2 separate regions of the Homo sapiens genome follow, and region 1 is linked to region 2. The links are chromatin loops, found by intact Hi-C in ENCODE. Cell type or tissue: mammary epithelial cell. All regions are shown on one strand. Links, peaks and the distances in the headings refer to the core of each region. The heading gives the core; the rest is flanking DNA. Region 1 overlaps MAP3K4 (mitogen-activated protein kinase kinase kinase 4). Region 2 overlaps LOC102724087 (a long non-coding RNA gene).

Evidence for each region. A loop is a pair of places that touch in the nucleus more often than their neighbours do. Peaks named below come from ENCODE experiments on the same cell type or tissue, not always from the same donor. Only the 100,000 strongest peaks of a DNase experiment are listed, where the experiment ranks them.
Region 1: a loop joins it to region 2, with 3 times the contacts of the local background. A loop is called at or near these places in 2 of 110 quality-filtered maps.

Annotation. Positions count from the first base shown.
Region 1 is chr6:161,033,245-161,042,825 of GRCh38, reverse strand. MAP3K4 (mitogen-activated protein kinase kinase kinase 4) reads right to left here. Exons shown (of 27, transcript NM_005922.4): 2 at 8,377-8,567. Among named protein-coding and RNA genes, the nearest start is that of MAP3K4-AS1, 46 kb to the right of the region's middle. RefSeq lists an enhancer at 3,965-4,034. In mammary epithelial cell, for the core only: a CTCF peak has its summit at 4,568; DNase peaks (open chromatin) are centred at 4,435 and 4,545; H3K27ac peaks cover 1,692 bases.
Region 2 is chr6:160,969,434-160,979,014 of GRCh38, reverse strand. It overlaps LOC102724087 (a long non-coding RNA gene), which reads right to left. Exons shown (of 6, transcript NR_187757.1): 5 at 9,191-9,297. Among named protein-coding and RNA genes, the nearest start is that of MAP3K4, 18 kb to the left of the region's middle. RefSeq lists an enhancer at 2,478-3,192. In mammary epithelial cell, for the core only: no CTCF peak of the experiment used is centred there; DNase peaks (open chromatin) are centred at 4,514 and 6,714; H3K27ac peaks cover 2,197 bases.

The DNA of each region.
Region 1 (9,581 bases), core at 623-8,622, 64 kb before region 2:
AGAATAGAAATGCAAAATGAAGCTGACAATGATCGCCCAGCAATGCCCTGGAAAGGGTTTTGGCTTGGGTGTCTTTTAAATTCCTATTTCACCTACTTAAACTATGAGATAAACTGAATGTACTTCCTTCTGCTATATTAAAAAGAAAACAAACATTTAAGGAAAAAAATGGTTTGACTGTCTCTTAAACCAACCTTAAGAACAAACAGTTATATTTGACTAAATATTGTCCAAAACGTATCAAAATCTTAATTGCTATAAATTGGTAATGACTACCATTATCCAAAAGCATAATCTCAAATAACACCGCAGCTAGCTCCTGTGGTGTTAAACTTAACACTCACCACAGTATGAAATCAAGCCTGTTCACTGAGTTCACTCGAGTTTACCTGGTAGGTTACATCAACTGGGACGTCAGATAGCAGACTTTCAGGTAATGCAGAGCTAATCATCCTTACCCAACACTCAAACACAGTCTTTAGATAAAATGCCTTTTTTTAAACTATCATATAAATTAAGAAAGTTTTCCCAATAAGACAGGAATTTTCAGCTTTTGGTGAAGGCTGGGCCATGAGATGCAGCAGCCATTTTGTAGTACACAGCCTCTTCTCTCCACTGTTCAAACATACACTAACATCCTGCTGCTAAGAAGGGACTGTGTAGATATAATTCAAGTCCTTAGCCAGCTCATTTTTGTTTAATCAAAAGGGAGATTTTCTTGAGTGGGCCTGACTTAATCACATAAAAGCCCTTTAAAAGAAGGCCTGAAACTTGTGGTGGTGACACGCACCAGGAGGGTCAGCTACTCTGGAAGCTGAGGCGGGAGGATCACTTGAGTCCAGAGGTTCCGGGCCAGTCTGGGCAACATAGCGAGACCCCATCTCTAAAAAAAAAAAAAAGAAAAAAAAAAAAAGAAACAATAACTCAAGGCCTTTACCCTCCCTGAGAGCATCTGCCTGTCCATGGTTGGAGTCTGTCCACCTTCTGTCCGTCTGGTATCACAAGTAGCCCACACCTGAAGTGGAGATACCAGTTTCTGCTCGTCAACTCTCTATGTAACAGCCACACTGGTCTAAAAGGTCCAAGACAAGGCACTGGGCTTAAAGCCCTGCACAAGCTGTAGTGGGAGTGGCTGCACAGGGCAGCCCCACTTGAGGCCCAAGTGCACCTGGGGGCCATGTCCGAGGCATCAGGAAGATGATTTCCTGTGCTCCTGAAAGTCACCAGATCTAAAGCTGCTGCTGCAATGGCCGTGGTCCTCTCTGGAGCCTTAGCCGACAACAGGCTCCTGGCCCTACCCTTGCCCCCATACCAGCTGAGCCCCTAGAGGCAAGTCCTCCATGCGACAGCCCTGCAAATGGCCGTATCTCAGGGGTTCACTTCCTTGCTCCCTCACAGATGCCTGTGGGCTGAGGGTCCTGGGCCTCGGCAGGGTTAGGGGAAGGACCAGGGATGACTGGCAGCGTAGAGATGCCAGTAGCCTGCACTCCAGCCCCCAGGGGCTCCTGTTAAGAGATAGTTACCCACAGACAGGTGCTGGGAAGGCATCAGCGTGGTCAGCATTCATGGATTTGCCGATAGGTAGTCAGGTTGGGTCCTGAGAAAGTGAATCCTAGAGCTATATGTTCCTTGGGCAGGTGCTGGAGGTAGGGCTGGTCCTCCTGCTATTCCTTGGGCTGGAAGCCACCAGGCCCTCCTTCCAGGGCAGCAGTTCTAGCTCTGCTCCACCTTGGCCTTCTCCTACCCAAAGCCTTCTCCTACTCACACTCTGGACATGGCTGCTTCACCTTCTCCTCCAGGTGGCTCCCAGGCTTCTGATTAAGCCAGCCCGTGGAAGACAATCTCCCTTTCATTAACTCAACATCAACAGGTTAGGGAGGTTAACTGCACCTGCAGAACCCACTGGCCAGCAGCATGCAGAACAGTGTTTGATCAATGGGGAGAAAGTGGGTGGACCTCACAGGAGTCACTGCCTCCCTTCTATCCCTATTTGCACAAAGATAATATCCTCTTACTGAACAAACTTGTTGACATTTATGACCTTTTAAAAAGTCTTTTCTGTAAAACCAGCAAATGTGGAGTTGGGGGACTATCTCTGTTCTTGGCTAGTGTGGAAGAGACCTTGTAGCCTTTGCACTAATTTTGAATTTGCTATGCATCTGATGGCTTTATCCTTTGAGTGCAACTCATGTCAGGATGAGCAGTTTTGTTAAATTCATGGTAAATGTTATCTAGGTCAATGCTTCTTAACCTTATTTGGGTCACAGACTACATTTGCGAATCTGATGAAAACCATGGACTCCTTACAAAAATGCACACATGCACATAATAAAATCTGCATTCAGTTTCCAGGGACCCACAATCCTCGTGATTGCAATATAAATAGGGCTTTGATAACTTTCTTTGATTCCTCACGTTTTCTAAATAGTTGCATTCAATTAAATACTGTGATTCAAGTGAGACATTTCTGAAGCTGTATATATCTGTGTGTGTGTAGGTTGCACACACACCATGTAAATGTCTATATATAGTACTTGTATGTAGCCTCATATTTCCAGTAAATTTCATACTGGCCTTATGCATTCAACCACAATCCCCAACTATATTCTCCTTAGTAAAGATAAATATAAAATGAGAAATAGGCAAATTTAAACAGCTAAACTGGCAGATTTTTATATTACTAATACAGAAAATACAAAGAAACGAGGTATTCATACATTGTTGGTAGGAGTATCAAAATGAACTGTCCTTTTGCAGAATGACACGCACAATATCTACCAAATTAAAACACACATACCATTCAATACAGCAATTCCACCACTAGGTATCTAATCTACAAAAATACTCCATATATGAGTAAAGATAAATGAACAGAGATGCTCCCCGCAATAGTATTTTTTGTTTGAAACTATGGAAACACACTATAGGGAACATGGTTATAATGATCCAAACAATACCTTACTTTAAATGTCCTTACACAGAACAATGGCCTCCACCTATTACTAAGTGGAAAAGAGCAGTTATATGTTGGATGTTCTAATTCAACTAACTTTGTAAAATTCCATAATGCTGTATTTATGGTGTGCATCTCTCTTATCTTTACAAAACTAAGAGCTTATTTACAGGCATTCTTCTTAGTACCAATGTTTTATCTCTAATTTCTCCTGTCTATAACTTCCCATTCTAACATGTCACTGGTAATGATTTGCAGGAAATTAGCACTATTATAATTCCATCAAATAATTTCAATGAGTCAATTGTCTAATCACACATATGCACCACAATTAGGGCTATCAATTTTCTCAAGATCTGAATTTACAATTATAAAAAACAAATACATGACAATAGTAGCTACTCTGAGCCTACAGAGGTAATAACATTGCAAGAATCATACCTGTATAATCAGTTCATGAGCATGGCTACCATAGCTAAAAAGCCAGTATTGCTGGTTCTTATCTCTTCCTCTAAATAGTCCCCTCAGTTACCTTTCTGAGTCCTTACATTCCTTCAGGGATGTACTTGATGTTTTTTTTTTTTTTTTTTTTTGCATTTTTGCGGGTTCGGGGCTAGGGGAAGCAAAGACAGTATGACTGACCAGATTCTAATTCCCCAAAGCTTTACAATGAATGCATGTAGCAGTTAACTTCCCAAAGTAACCTACAAACCCGACCTGGTACCGCTGCCTTGAGCAGTCGCCTCCCACAGTGAATTTGGGCCAGCCTCATGGAACTAAAAGAACACAACAGAAGTGACACTGCACAACCGCGGAAGCTAAGGCCTAAGAAGGCCTGCGATTTCCACCTCAGTCTCTCAAAACACTGGCTCTGAGGAAAGACAGCTGCCGTGTAAGAAGTCCAATTACCCAAGGACCACCCTGGGCTAGCCATGAGGAAGATCACATGGAAAGAAAACTGTGCCAGCAGCCCTCAGCTGTTCCTGCTCTCTCAGCCCAAGTGAACAGACACATATGTGAGTGAGGGAGCCATCGTGGATGTTTGACATCCAGCAGACACTATGCAGACAAAAAAAATGAGGGCTCAGACTTAGGGCCCCAGCCAAGCCAGGATGTTTCCAGCCAACTGAGCTATTCCAGCCAAGGCTCCAGACATCCTGGGACAGGGATGACCTGTACCCTGCCTACACACCTGAACCACAGAATCATGAGCAATAAAATAATTGCTCTTTCATGCCATTAAGTTTCACAGTGGTTTGTTACACAACAATAGATAATCTGAAAAATGCAAATGTTATTGGTGACTATTTAAAAGATGAGTCCAACTCTGACCGCAGTTCTAAAGTTAATAGTATGACTCAGAGATCCTTTGTCTGTTGCAGTGAGAAAGAAATAATGTAACAGTTCACATTTCCTTGGACAGCTTTTTAAATAAATCTGACCAATCTAATTAATTCTAAAAAGCTCCTCAAAATACTGAGGGGGCCAATATATTATTATGAGTCACATGCTAGTCTGAAATACTAGTCTTCCTGACTCAGCTTTGAGGTCACAGCACAAATGTCACTTGTTCCAGAAGTCTTCCCAAGCCCAGGTCTTCTCAATACTGCCTCCTGTGTGCATCCAGATGAGCCTGTACTGTTGGTCATTTGTGTACTCCCTACTTGACCTGGAACTAGGTCTTATTCATCTTCCAAAAGAGCACATGCCTATGGAGTCACTCAAATGCTGATTCAATGGAAAGAATGGAGGAGAAATAAGGAAAGAACAGAGGGAGGAAAGGAAAAAAGGAAGTGAGGAGAGAAAGCGTGAGAAAGGCAGAAGAAAGAAAAGAAAGGAAGAGGATGAAAGGAAGGATGGAAGGAAGGAAAGACAGGCAACAGCAACAGTAACAAAAAAAATGTACTAGCAGCATTATGTAGTGAGATAAAGCGAAGGACTAGGAAGACATACAAGGAAATGTGTAGTCCAGGCAGGACAGAAGCAGGAACAGTAGCTACACGACTTGAGACAATCATTTAATCTAAGACTCAGGGTCCTAAAAATGGGCACACCATTTAATAAGGATATGTCAACAATGTAATTATTTAATTTTGCTTTAAGATTTAAGTCAAGAAAAAAAGTAGTAAGTGTTGGGAAGAAATCCTGACTTTACAACCGGTCATGGTTGCTCGTGCCTATAATCCCAGCACTTTGGGAGACTGAGGCAGGTGGATCACCTGAGGTCAGCAGTTCGAGACCAGCCTGGCCAACATAGCGAAACATCGTCTCTACCAAAAATACAAAATTAGTCGGGCATGGTGGCGCATGCCTGTAGTCCTAGCTACTCGGGAGGGTGAGGCAGGAGAATTGCTTGAACCCAGGAGGCGGAGGTTGCAGTGAGCTGAGATCGCGCCACTGCACTCCAGCCTGGGCAACAAGAGTGAAACTCCGTCTCAGAAAAAATAAAAGAAATCCTGAGTTTACAATAATAATGATGATAACTAATACTGAATACATAATCCTAACAACACTATAAGGCAGATGATTTTACAGATAGAGAAACGAGATATGGAGGCTGCATACGCAGAAGATAGCGGAACCAGGACTGGAGTCCGGGTGATCAAGCAACCAAGATTCTGCTTTTGTCCACCATGCTGTGCTGCAATAGTCTGAGAACAAATAAATTCTCAAAGACTATTAACCACCACAACCAAGACTAAGACATTAAAATGGCCCACTTGTCTACCACTGGCGTCCCATTTCCACCTTGTCTTGGTATTCATAAACAAGAATGTCCGCAAGAAATAGTTCACCAGCTGGCATACATGTGAAGCCACTTTCTAATATACATGTGACTGAGACATTTAAAATTGAAAGCCGTAAAACTTCTCTGAGCCAGTTTCCTCAGCTGTAAAATAAGTACAGGTTTAAAGTCCTTTATCTGAAATGCTTGGGACCAGAAGTGTTTTGGATTTTGGAATATTTGCATTATACTTTCTGAGTAAGCACCACAAATCCAAAAATCTGAGGTTCAAAATGCTCCAATTAGCATTTCCTTGGAGCATCATGTCTGTATTCAAAAGGCCTCAGACTCTGGAGCATGTAGATTAGGGATACTCAAAATTTGTATTATATAAGACCAACACCTCACTGGGTTATTACATTATTCAAAAGATAATTCTTTTGAGGTGTTAAGCACAGTGATTAACCGATAGTAAGCACCCAGTAATTGCTAATGATAACTGTGAAGATGCTGCTACAAATGATATAGCAGCCATTTAAATTAAAAGTACAGGCTATTCTGTGACAAAAAAAGTTCATAAAACATTAAATTTAAGAAGCCATTATAAAATAGTAAAGATAGTACAGCATAAACATATATAGCAAAAAGCTAGAGAGTCTGTAGTCAGGCTTTTACAAATGGTAAAAGAAGCTACTTTTGTGTATTAGGTTTAATGGGTGATTTTTATTCTTTTGTCTGTATTTTCTGAATTTCCTGCAACAAACACATAATCTTTTGCAATAAGAAAAATAATAACTTATTAAGGATTTTGGTGTCCTGGGTCTGCTATCAGATAGCTATAAATCAAAGGGTCTGTGAGCATTAGCTTCTTCATCTGAAAAACGGCAAGAACTTGAGCAAATGATCTCTGAGGCTCCTTCTGGCTCTAAAATTCTATAATTTCATAAAATAAACAATTTTAAAAATTGTGGAAGAAAAGGGCCAATCCTTTCCTTTCCCTCTATCTCTCGCACAGACCAGCAGGACAACAGAACCTCAACAAACATCTAGTGACTGGCTGTCTCACTGATTAGTGAAAGACCATAAAGTCAACTCAAATATTGCCTTCGGATAAGCGTAAACACTGTTGCTTGTACTAGGAAAAAGTCCAAATAGAGTACCAGGAGAACTAGTGGTACAAATAGTCCTGACACTATCTCAAGCCTTCTGGACTTAAAAAGATTTGCTCTGAAGCCCTGGGCCTCAGTTTCTCAATCTATAAAATGGGGAAATTGTGTTCTCAACTCATGTTCTAAAATAGTATGAATCAACAAGAAAAAGCAAGTGTACTACCGGCATCTTCTTACTTTACTAACACGAAGCAAATATTTATTAACTAATGTTGATTCAGTAGATGCTACTTCACTGATTCCTACCATAGATAAGAAACTTCTATAGTCATTTGAGAAATTTCTTTGAGAAAATGTACAATAAATGATTTTCAAGATGACAAATTGCAGTGGGAAATTTCCAAAGGGGTAAGTACAGGCCACAGGTTAAAAAATTACAGCAAATCAAATTTTATAAGAAGTATCTTATGTGGAAAAATCATTTGTGGGAAAGACTCTTTCCTGCTTGGGAACTTCCCTTGTATAGCATCTCACTCAAGCAAATCAACACAACAAAACCCACTTCTCTTGCCCTCCTGCTCTCTTGAGGAAGGGCTCTGATGGGAATGCAAAGTGAAGATGCCACTAACAGCCATCAAAGCTCAATATATGGAAGAAATCTACAGAAAGAGGAAGCAGAACAAAGAGGAAGAATGAACACAGACTACAGAAAGGGAGAGGTAGAAATGAGTGTGAGGTCAACAGGAAGAAATTTCTCAGACAAGATGAAGACTAAAATCCGCATCTCATGCAGTAATAGCTGAATAAATTCCAGGAATATATGGCATTTGTTTTAGGACAAGTGGTTTGCTGAGATTAACAGGTAAATTCTAAAACCACAAGATTCCAGGCCATCACGTAGGGTACAAGGAGGCTGCAGCGCAGTATCGTTCAATTCATCTACCACAAAAAAAGAACAGTTACGTCCCACTAAAAGGAGGTTGGGGGGAAAGAAAAAGCACGAAACTCTCCGTGTCTAATAGAGCAATATGTGGACTTTACGATCCTAAATAAAGAGAAAAGTAGAAAGCAGGTTCTGTCATGGTTGTTAGGTGTGGGGTCACTGTGCTTAGTATGAAAAAGAGAGCCCTACACACTAAAGATAGCACCCCGGGGCACCAGCAGAGAGCAGAGGGAATCCAGGGGAAGACAGCCTGGCTCTGTCTCTCCTCAAATCCCCAATACACCACTTCTGGGCAGAGGAAATCTAGAAACTTCAGCCTAAGAGACTGAAAGAATAGAAGGCCATCTATCCCATGTAACCAGTTGCCATCTTGTATTAGTACACTGGGAAACATTTGCCCTCTTTCACTTCTTCAAATGCCCGTGCATTGCTGGCTTTAACCATTACTCAGGACAAACGTTTCTATCTCTGGAAAACTATGTGTCAATTTTATTAATACTAATGGTAATAATTCAAAAAAAAATTGAACTTTACAGGAGCATTAAAATCAAATTAAAAATAAAAGAAATTGCTAACTTTATTGTTGAAAGAATCAATCAAGTGCCATACCCTCTCATGTACACCTCTTTTCAAGTACAAGACTCACCTTTCAAATTAGACCGACTGGCTGGCCTCCCCACATTATTCCTCTGATGTTTGGTTGACATGCGTTTCATCTGTCGAGGTGTGCTGGGGGGAGAGGTACCATAAAGATTCTCTGTATTTGTTTCATCGGAGAAGTCTTCTAGATCAGATTCAGGACTCTTGCAAGCTGAATCTCCCAATGTGCCCTCTTGCCTATGAAAGACAGTGTGCAGGGAAAATATTCAGCAACACAGTTAAGTGAATTCAAATTTACTTATAATTTTTTAAATAATTCTTTGTAAAACTTTTGTACAGAAAAATCTCTTCAGCACTGTGCTCCTCCTCATTTTTACCTGTGAAAACTCAAAAGGAGAACTTTTCTTTTGCTTGAAGAGAGTAATAATTGTGACTGCCGCTTCTCCTACCATGAACAAGGAGTACCACATGGGTAGAGCTGTTATGCTTTCTGTTTCTCTTGTTTATAGAGCTCTTTCTAACACAAATGAAATATAGAACTAAAAACTTACGCCTTAAGGAAAAACCAGCGAAGGACTAGAAGATACAAATCAGACAGAACTAAAAATGTACTTATGTGCTAGCTGCTGACAGCTTAATTGATGAGTGGGCAAGTTCAGTCCTGCTCTGAACTTCAGTGCCTCGCCTCTTTCTGTCTTTGAAACACACAGAAAACAGAATGTATAGGAGCACTTTGCTATGATCCACACAGCAAAGCACGAAGTACCAAGAAAGTATGGCAGGTCCATTTCCTAAGTTGTCTGATAAAAATTACAGTGCAGACATTATGTATGTATTTAATACCACTGAACCACTTGAAAATGATTAAAACATTAAATTTTATCTTATGTGTATTTTAACACAATAAAAAATTGGGAAGAAAAAAACCACAGTGCAGAACTCAAGGTGCAGGGGAGAAGGATGATGTAAAAGAGGAAAAACAAAATTGTTTCTTTTCACCTTCAAAATGCAATTTCTCATTAATTTGTTCTCTAAAAACACTGCCTGCCAATTCTCTATCCCTGGCCAACTTCTCAAATAATATCACTATTTTGACAAAGTTCAATTTCTCAAAGCTAACAAAATAAAATTTAATGATACAAATTGAGAGCAAATACAATTCTTAAAAAGTGAAACAGAAGGAATCAATCATGAAATTCTTTCCAAATATGTACCATCACAGTCTACCTCTTTCTGAACATTTATAAAATA
Region 2 (9,581 bases), core at 894-8,893:
CTATAATAAAGTACCACAAACTGGTTGGCAACAGAAATTTATTCTCTCCCAGTTATGAAAGCTTGACGTCCAAACTCAAGGTGTGAGAAATGTTGGTTCCTTCTGGGGGACTCTGAAGCAGAGAATCTGTTCCAAGCCTCTCTCCTGGGTTCCAGTGGTTGCCAGAAATCCTTGACATCCCCTGGTTTACAGCTATGTAACACCAATCTCTGCGTCGGTCATCACATGGCCATCTTCTCTCTGTGTCTGTCTCTTGTGTCTCTTTTCCTCTTCTTATAAGGACACTAGTCATGCTGAATTAATGACCTGCCCTCCTCCAGCATGACCTCATCTTAACTTGACTAATTACCTCTGCAACAACCATATTTCCAAATATAATCACATTCTGAGGTTCCGGGAAAAACATGTATTTTTGGGTGATGCTATTCAACCAAGCACAATGGGTCAGTGTGGTTCTGTTACTCAAAAATACTGCAAAATAGAATTTCTTGCTTGATTTCTGAAATCCCCAGAAGGACTGGTTTTTATTTATGTTTGTGCTTTTCACAGTGCTCTGTACTAGAGGAACTCACATTTTGAAATGATTTAGAGTCACATACTAAAAAAAATAGCCAACTGCTCTGTAATTGCATATTTCAGAGCCAACCAAGCCCTGCTGAGTCAGAGCCTCTGAGGAGGCAGACCAGGAACCTGCACTTTCCATGGGTTCCCTATATGGTTCTGATGGAGTTGAGCCTCTTGTTACATGTGCCAGGAGGCACGGGCATGGAGTTTGATTGCATGTGCTCCACAGTAAGGAGCTGAGTTCAAATGATCATGGGCATATTAGTCAGGGTTCTCAAGAGAAACAGAACCAAGAGCATTGTGAAAGGAAACAAAAATCTTGGGACCCCCAAACTCATGATGCCAAAGGGAAAAGTTAAGCTTGGGAACTGAGTCACACAAAAAAACAGCCTTCCAGGCCGGGCACAGTGGCTCATGCCTGTAATCCCAGCACTTTGGGAGGCCAAAGCAGGCAGATCATGAGGTCGGGAGTTTGAGACCAGCCTGGCCAAGAGACCAGCCTGGCCAATATGGTGAAACCCCATCTCTACTAAAAATACAAAAATTAGCCGGGCATGGTGGCAGGCACCTGTAATCCCAGCTACTTGGGAGGCTGAGGCAGGAGAATTGCTTGAACCTGGGAGGTGGAGGTTGCAGTGAGCTGAAGATTACGCCATTGCACTCCAGCCTGGGTGACGGAGTGAGACTTCGACTCAAAACAAAACAAAAAACAAAACAAAACAAAAAAATGCCTTTGTTTTGTTCCTAAACAGATAGCTACAAGATAGAAGGCCACATATTTCCCCCAGGTGGCCTCCCTCACCCTGACAATGTAAACTAACAGCATATCTTCACAGGTAGGGGACAAAGACAAGACCGGAAATTGTCTCCCCACCTTCTTCTACTCTATCTTATATAAAATGCAGATTTACAGAGTGCAAGATAAATGCGTAATTAACTGTTCCTCTTCCTCCTCCTGCTCACTTTTTCCCCTTTAAATATTGACGTCCTCAAAACCCTCTTTGGAAAAAGCAGAGGCCACAGACCTGTCTGCAGCTGTGTCTCTTCTTCCCAGGCACATCTTCAACCTTGGCAAAATAAACCTCTAAATTGATTGAGACCTGTTTCAGACACTTTTTGGTTTACAGCATGGATAGAAAGAAATTTATTGTAAAGAATTGGTGCACGTGATTATGGAGGCTGGCAAGTCCAAAATCAGTCGGGTGGGCCAGCAGGCTGGAAACTAAAGGAAGAGACGACATTGCAGTTCAGGTCCGAAGGCTGACTGCTGATACAATTCCCTCTTGCTCAGGGGAGGTCAGGCTTTTTTTCTATTCAGGCCTTCAACTGACTGGATAAGGCCTGCCCACATTATGGAGGGCAAACTACTTTCAAAATCCATGGAATTTTTTTTTTTTTTTTTTTTTTTTTGAGGCAGGCTCTTACTCTGTCCCCTATGCTGGAGTTCACTGGTGTGATCTTAGCTGTCTGCAACTTCTGCCTCCTGGGTTCAAGAGATTCTCCTACCTCAACCTCCTGAGTAGCTTGGACTTCAGGCCAACCAGTAATTTTTGTATTTTTTGGTAGAGGCAGAGTTTTGCCATTTTGAGCAGGCTGGTCTCGAACTCCTGACCTCAAGTGATCTGCCCACCTTGGCCTCCTAAAGTGCTGGGATTACAGGCATGAGCCACCACACCTGGCCCAAAGTCCACTGATTTCAATGTCAATATCATCCAAAAGCACCCTCACAAAAACACCCAGAATAATATTTGACCATGTATCTGGGCATCATAACCCAGCCAAGCTGACACATAAAATTAGCCAGTACACAGGGTTCTCACCGAGTCCAGCACTGGGAGAGGACCGTGAGGACTAAGCTTTGATTTTTTTTTTTTTCTCTTGCCCAAATTCCTATCTAAGGGGTCTGGAGAGTCATGCCCTACAAACCATCAATTCTCATGAGCTGGGTTTTATTTAACCCTATATGTTGTGACTTACTTTCCAATCTGACTCCGGCATAACATTATGTGACGAGGAAGAAAGTCATATTTTACCCCAAAACATGTTTCTTTGCCCTATTTTGAAATAGCCCTGCAAAGCTGTCCTATGTGGGGGAAAATTTGCATCTGTAAAGAATCTCTATTAACATAGCTAGATCTTTTTCTTCCAGGCCCTCCCAATCCTCAAGAGATTAACTAAGAGTCTAGCACCTTTTAAAGGTCTGAATAGGAAACATTTGTCATCTATTGCCTCTAAGGGCAGCCTGTATAAGACTTCAAAAGAACCTTGGTCTCCACAATCTTTTATCTTAACCTGAACATTTCTTTCTATTGACGCCAGGTCTTGAGACAAACTAAATCAATTGTCAACCAGAAAATGTTTAAATTCGCCTATAGTCTGGAAGCCCCTGCGTCTCTCCCAGCAGGTCCTTGGACCACTAGCCTAGGAATCTCTACATGAAAACACAGATCGTTTGGCCTCATCCAGGAATAAGTGAATCAGAACCCTGGGGCAGGACCCAGGCATCTATATTTTAAACAAATTCTTCAGTTCACATTTAGAAATAAGTACAAATAATAGATTTATAAGTATATTTTAAATATAAAATATACAGTATGTTTAAATATTTATTATACATATAATACTATACTTCTATATTAAAGAGAATAATTATTGATATGAAATTTAAACCTTTGTATAAATGTTGCATAATAATATGTTTATGGGTACATTAGAAATACTGCACATCAGTGTGCAAACTAGAGTCCAGTGTTCTGTTAGCTCATTGGTTTTCTTTGCATCTCTGTTCCTCTTAGTGTCTAAATCTGTACCTGATGTGGCAAAGTGAGCTTAATAAATTACATTGAGCGATGGGTCATCAAGCTAAAATTGGTAGATTATTCATTTTACCAAACATGATTGTTCTAAAGCAATATATGTGGGCCTTTCTGGGAGGAGAAGGAAGGATCACTCTAAGGGAGGCTGATTAAACAGATAGTTTCAAGCACAAGGTAGCATTTGAGTAGGGCCTTGAGAGACAAATGAGATGTCACTAGACAGAAAGGGTGGTGTGTTAATCTGTTTTATGTTGCTATAACAGAATAGCATAGACTGGGTAATTTACAATGAGCAGCAATTTATTGGCTGACAGTTCTGGAAGCTGGAAAGCCCAAGATCAAACTGCTAGCATCTGGCAAGGGCCTTCTTGCTCTGTCATAACACGACAGAAGGCATCACATAGAGGAAGGGCAGAAAGGGGGAGAGGGAGAGGCAGCAAGAGGGGTCAACCCCCTCCCCTCCCAGGATAACAAACCCATTCCCACAATAAGAAAAACAAAGCCTTCATGACCCAAACACTTCTTAAAGGTCCCACCTTCCAATACCATTGCAATGGAAATTAAATTTCAACCCGAGGTTTGAAGGGGCAAACATTCAAATCATGGCTGGTGGGAGTGAACTGAGGGAGAGGGAAGGACAGAAAGCAAAAGTGCATGCAGGGATTCAGGGACGGAGACCACTCAGATGATCTGGGTGACAAGGTTGGAAAGATGAGTGGCGGGTAAAAAGTGAAGAGTTTCAAATGTCAGTCTGCACTTTGCATGCAAATCCACAGTGGCTACTGGAGAGCCTGTTACTCTTCTCAGTTTAGAGTCTTAATTTTAGGTTCTAAGTACAATATAAACTGTCACAATAAGAGGGCAGATTAGAATGCATTTCGAAGCTGCCGTGGTTCCCTAGGAGCAGCACAGAGCAGGAGTCTGCCTCGGCATAGGGCCCATGGCTTGTCACGTGAGAGTCTCAGACCCTGTCCACATCTGAAAACACTCAGAACTCAAGGCTGGAGACTGTAAATCTCTCACTTAGCTGGCAGTCTTTGGTGTGATTCATTCATGCCAGATTCTCAATAAGAGTATTCCTAGGCCCCATCTTTCTGGGTGCCCAGGAACTATGTGAGTGTGAGGCTGGGACACGTCAGAATATTTCAGGCCAAGCTTCTTCACGTCCCCTGCGGTCTGCCAGGTCAGGACGCGTCTGTTATAGGTCATCACCATGGCTTGTTTATGAACTGGCCAAGTGCCTCAGTCACATGAGGGCAGGTGTGTGGGAGGGTATTCTGATTCTTTTATCTGGGAACTGGGTTTGCTCTCATTTTTTCTTTGGAAGACAAAAAAAAAATAGGGAAAACGCATTTGTGTGAAGATACTCCTTGCCTTCCACATGCAGTCTTTCTCTTTGCCATAATTTCCTTTCTTAGTTTCACCTCTAGTTCCTGGGTCCAGGGGAGCAGGTGGGGACAGGGAGCCCCGTCACTACCTACACTGCAGCCTCACTGCACACTATGCACATGGACAAATCCCACCCAGTGGATCTTCTACATCTGCAGTCCAGAGTCGGCTTCCCATTGCTATCAGGCTTCCAAGTTCAATGATCTCATCTCCTAATTATTAAACAAAACATAACAAAACAAAACAAAATGCCAGTTCCTCTAGGCCATGTTTTGCAAATCACACTCCCTGCTTTGTAGAAGTGGCTCTTATGCACTTTAGGCTGAGATAAAAGTTTGTTTTTTAAACATTCCTCATGTTGGGTTTAAGAAAAAACCTTGTCAACATCACAGCATGAAACAATTAACAATTTAAGATAACCAGTCAAGCTTTATCATGAATATATGCATTGAGATGTTCAGAAGAGAATAACAGTGATTTTCAAAAGATGTCTCATTACCAATATTAGCAGTTTCAATAACTGCGAATTAACTTCCTGACTTTATTTCTGAACACTTTCAGAACGACCTCATTTCGCAGAGGTGTATTATTCTCCTACTGTATGCATGGCTCTGTGCGGATTACCAAGGGAAAGGTCACTACCCCAAGGAGTGTGCAATCCAGCTGGGAGATAAGACAAGCACGCATGACATTTCAGTAACAGCTACAAACAGTAAGTGTCCGCTCTGCTCTCTGCCCAGCCAAACCACCCCCATCCTCTGGATCCAGCTGCTGCCCCATCTCCTTCCTGATGAGGTCCTCAGCCTCCCAGGCGGCCCCTTTCTTCCCCCGCCCTGGCTTTCCTGGCCCACATGGCCACTTCCTCCCGCACAGCCTTCTCCTGAGACTTGATTGCCTTGTGTGTGCTACATTTGTTCCCTGGCTGGACTGCATTCCCTGGGGGAGCAAAGGTTTCCCATTTCTTTTATATTCTCTTCAACAACTAGCACCTGGAAAAGGCTCACTAAATAGTCAAATAATAAAGCCCAGGACTCAGCCCACAAGACTTATGAGCAACTATTTACACCCATGGCAGCCTGGAGAGGAGCAGGGGCAACCGGGAGAGCAGAAGGAACTTGAAGGAGTCAATGGCAATGGCTGTGGCCTTGACAAGCAGGAGGCTCTGAATGTAATGGTCAGTGGGTTAACCATCATCACACTGAGGCCAATCCTAACCAGCCCAGCATGGATTATGAGCTAATTTCTGAACCCACAAATAAACAAAAAGCACCTCAATGACAATCACGGGTGCCCCCAGACTGTCCAGTGGTGCGATGCTGGAAGAGACACAGCGAACTTTTTGAAATCTTTGTTATTCTCCTTGGACCCTTTCAATAAAGATAATCATGATAAAGCCAGAGATCCGTCATGCTTATCTTTTGTGTGTGTGTGTGTGTGTGTGCGCGTGTGCGTGCGCGTGCGCGCAATGGAGTCTCGCTCTGTCACCCAGGCTGGAGTGCAATGGCGCAATCTCGGCTCACTGCAACCTCTGCCTCTCAGGTTCAAGCGATTCTCCTGCCTCAGCCTCCTGAGTAGCTGGGATTACAGGCGCATGTCACCATGCCTGGCTAATTTTTGCATTTGTAGTAGAGACAGGGTTTCACCATGTTGGTCAGGCTGGTCTCGAACTCCCGGCATCGTAATCTGCCCACCTCGGCCTTCCAAAGTGCTGGGATTACAGGCATGAGCCACCGCGCCTGGCCCCTCATGCTTATCTTAAATTGTTATTTGTTTTATGCTCTGATGCTAAAAATGTTTTTACCTTAGCTCGACATAAATATTTTTAAAAAATCAACTTGTATCTCAATCTAAAGTGCCTAAGAGCCACGTCTACATTTATGAATCGAGATGAGTCATGGCCATGGCAGTAGCAGCCCTTTGTGTCTGCTGCAAATGAGTTTCTACTTGCTACACAGCTTCCACATACACAGCTGTTAAAAACCACCAACATTGGAGTCAGGTTTCAGTTAGCTGTAGTTTTAGGTTCTGATCATCAGTGGCTTTACTGAGATGTTTGTATTGGAACAAAAATTGTAGTTCATTGAAATGAATAAACCATGCAACTTTTAAGCTGCAGAATCTTGCCAATGTGATCAGAAGAATTTGTTGTTGTTGTTTTTTGAGACAGGGTCTTGCTCTGTTGCCTAGGCTGGAGTGTAGTGGTGTGATCACGGCTCACTGCAGCCTCGATCTCCCATGCTTAAGAGAGCCTCTCACTTCAGCCTCTCGAGTAGCTGGGACTATAGGCACGCACCACCATTCCTGGCTAATGTTTATTTTTTGTAGAGAGGAGGTACCACTACGTTGCCCAGGCTGGTCTTGAACTCCTGGACTCAAGCAATCCTCCTGCCTCAGCCTTCCAAAGTGCTGGGATTCCAGGCATGAGCCATGCCTAGCTGATCAGACAAATTTGTATTCTGATTTGTGGCAAGGTGTGGAGGGCTCTGTGGGCTCCACAGATCTAATGATCCAACATAGTGCATTTTTGTGCCTTCATCAACTACTGAAGAATGACCCTGTGGAAATGTGAAACATTGCCTCAGTCATGGGTATTTTATACTGGTCACGTGCAAGGAGTTTTGAATTAAAATGTATTTGCTGCAATTCAGAAAGCGTAACATTCAAAAGTTTTTCCTGCAAATTGTCTCACAGCCTTAAGGAACAGCTTTATATTTTACAGAAAGCATTTTCTTTGTGACCCTGGATCCACTTATGCAAATGAGGGCCAATTCCTGAAGCTCTATATTTCATTTTCTCAAACTCAGTCCTGTAAAAGAATGAGTAACTGCATCCCTCCTACCTCCCTGTGTGTTTTGAGAACTAATAAGACACAGATGAAGCACCCTAAATTTAGGACAGCTGTTGTCAAAATGGTTTGTGCAGGTCAAGGTCACTGTTTTTAGAGAGGACCGCTATGTGTAGTGTGCTGCCTTCCAATGAGCATGGCCAAGGACTCAGTTTCATCTAATGGAACACCTTCAAACTGTCACAGGTAGCTAAGAGCTTAGTGGATGGAATGACTTCCAGGAAGAAAGATATTCACCTTCCACTGCTAGCCCAGACCAGTGGTTTACAATTCAGACTTGAAATTCTTTTAGCTTTAAACCTAAATCCACATTTAAGATCAATTAAGACCATTCATTCTGTCCAGCATTAGTACAGATGGAATCCTGCTGTACACTAGTACAATAATGTCCATGTATTTTAAATCACGACTAACTTCCTCGCTTTTCCTCAGAAAAATAACATAAACTACCATATTCTTTGCTCATTAGACCTATTTTCCAAAGCTACACCCACCTCTGCAACTCTCTTTTGAATGGCGATATGGTTTGGCTGTGTCGCCACCCAAATCTCACCTGGAATTGTAATAATCCCCATGTGTTAAGGGCAGAGCCAGGTGGAGATAATTGAATCATGGGGGCACTTTCCCCCATGTTGTTCTTGTGGTAACGAATAAGTCTCACGAGAGCTGATGGTTTTATAAATGAGAGTTCCCCTGCACAAGCTCTCTTGCCTGCTGCCATTTAATACGTGCCTTTGCTTTTCCTTTGCCTTCTGCCATGATTGTGAAGCTTCCCCAGTCATATGGAACTGTGAGTCTATTAAACCTCTTTCCTTTATAAATTACCCAGTCTTGGGTATGTCTTTACTAGCAGTGTGAGAACAGGCTAATACAAGTGACTTCTAAGCTTTCCCCATCTCCAGAGGTCTTGACTTCTAAACTAGATACAGGTTTTCTTGGCTCTACTTGCAATTCACAATTAGAGCAGGACTCATTTTTATATTTTTGGCTTGCAGTTAAACTTTAAAATGTATCTTCCTAAATTGCATGGTTTCTTTCTGTTGGTCTCAGTTGAGTATATAGGGCTGGGGACAAGCAGACCAGATTCATTTGCTGTCTTTTACACCTTTAACTCTTAGGAAAACTATTCTTTGAGACTTTTCTTTTCTTTTTTTCTTTTTTTTTTTTTTGGGGGGGACAGAGTCTGGCTCTGTCGCCCAGGCTGGAATGCAGTGGCACGATCTTGGCTCACTGCAAGCTCCACCTCCCGGGTTCACACCATTCTCCTGCCTCAGCCTCCCAACTAGCTGGGACTACAGGCGACCGCCACCACACCCGGCTAATTTTTTGTATTTTTAGTAGAGATGGGGTTTCACCGCATTAGCCAGGATGGTCTCGATCTCCTGACCTCGTGATCCACCCGCCTCGGCCTCCCAAAGTTCTGGGATTACAGGCGTGAGCCACCACGCCCAGCCTCTTTGAGACTTTTTTTATGGACTCCTTCAAAACAAGCTGTAACATATTTCTTCACAGTACTTGAGCTTTAAAAAAAAACTGGAGATGCTTTTTGCCCACATGGTTTTCTGACTCAGTTTACCTTGACACGGTGAAGCTCAGGCAAAAGCACAGGTGAGCCCCAGGGAGGCCCTCCGCAGACTCTTCCACTCTCACTTGATATTTCTCACACAATGTTCTTCTTGCAGACTGCAAATCACAACAAAATTCCAGGTGACAATGTATTCCCTAATTTCATAGATCTTTAAATATCTTGCTATTACTGAGCTGAGGGACATAGGGAAAGAGGAGGTATTCTACTGACCAACACCCACTTATTGAGCAGTAGATGGAACACCCACTTACTGCATCTTTGTCAATGCTGTGAATGATACCAAAGAGGTAGAAGAAGATATTTTTGTATCTTATGCCAGTTATGAAGGGTTTTGGTTTAATGTAAGAATAATCATACCACTTGTCTTAGTCTGTTTAGG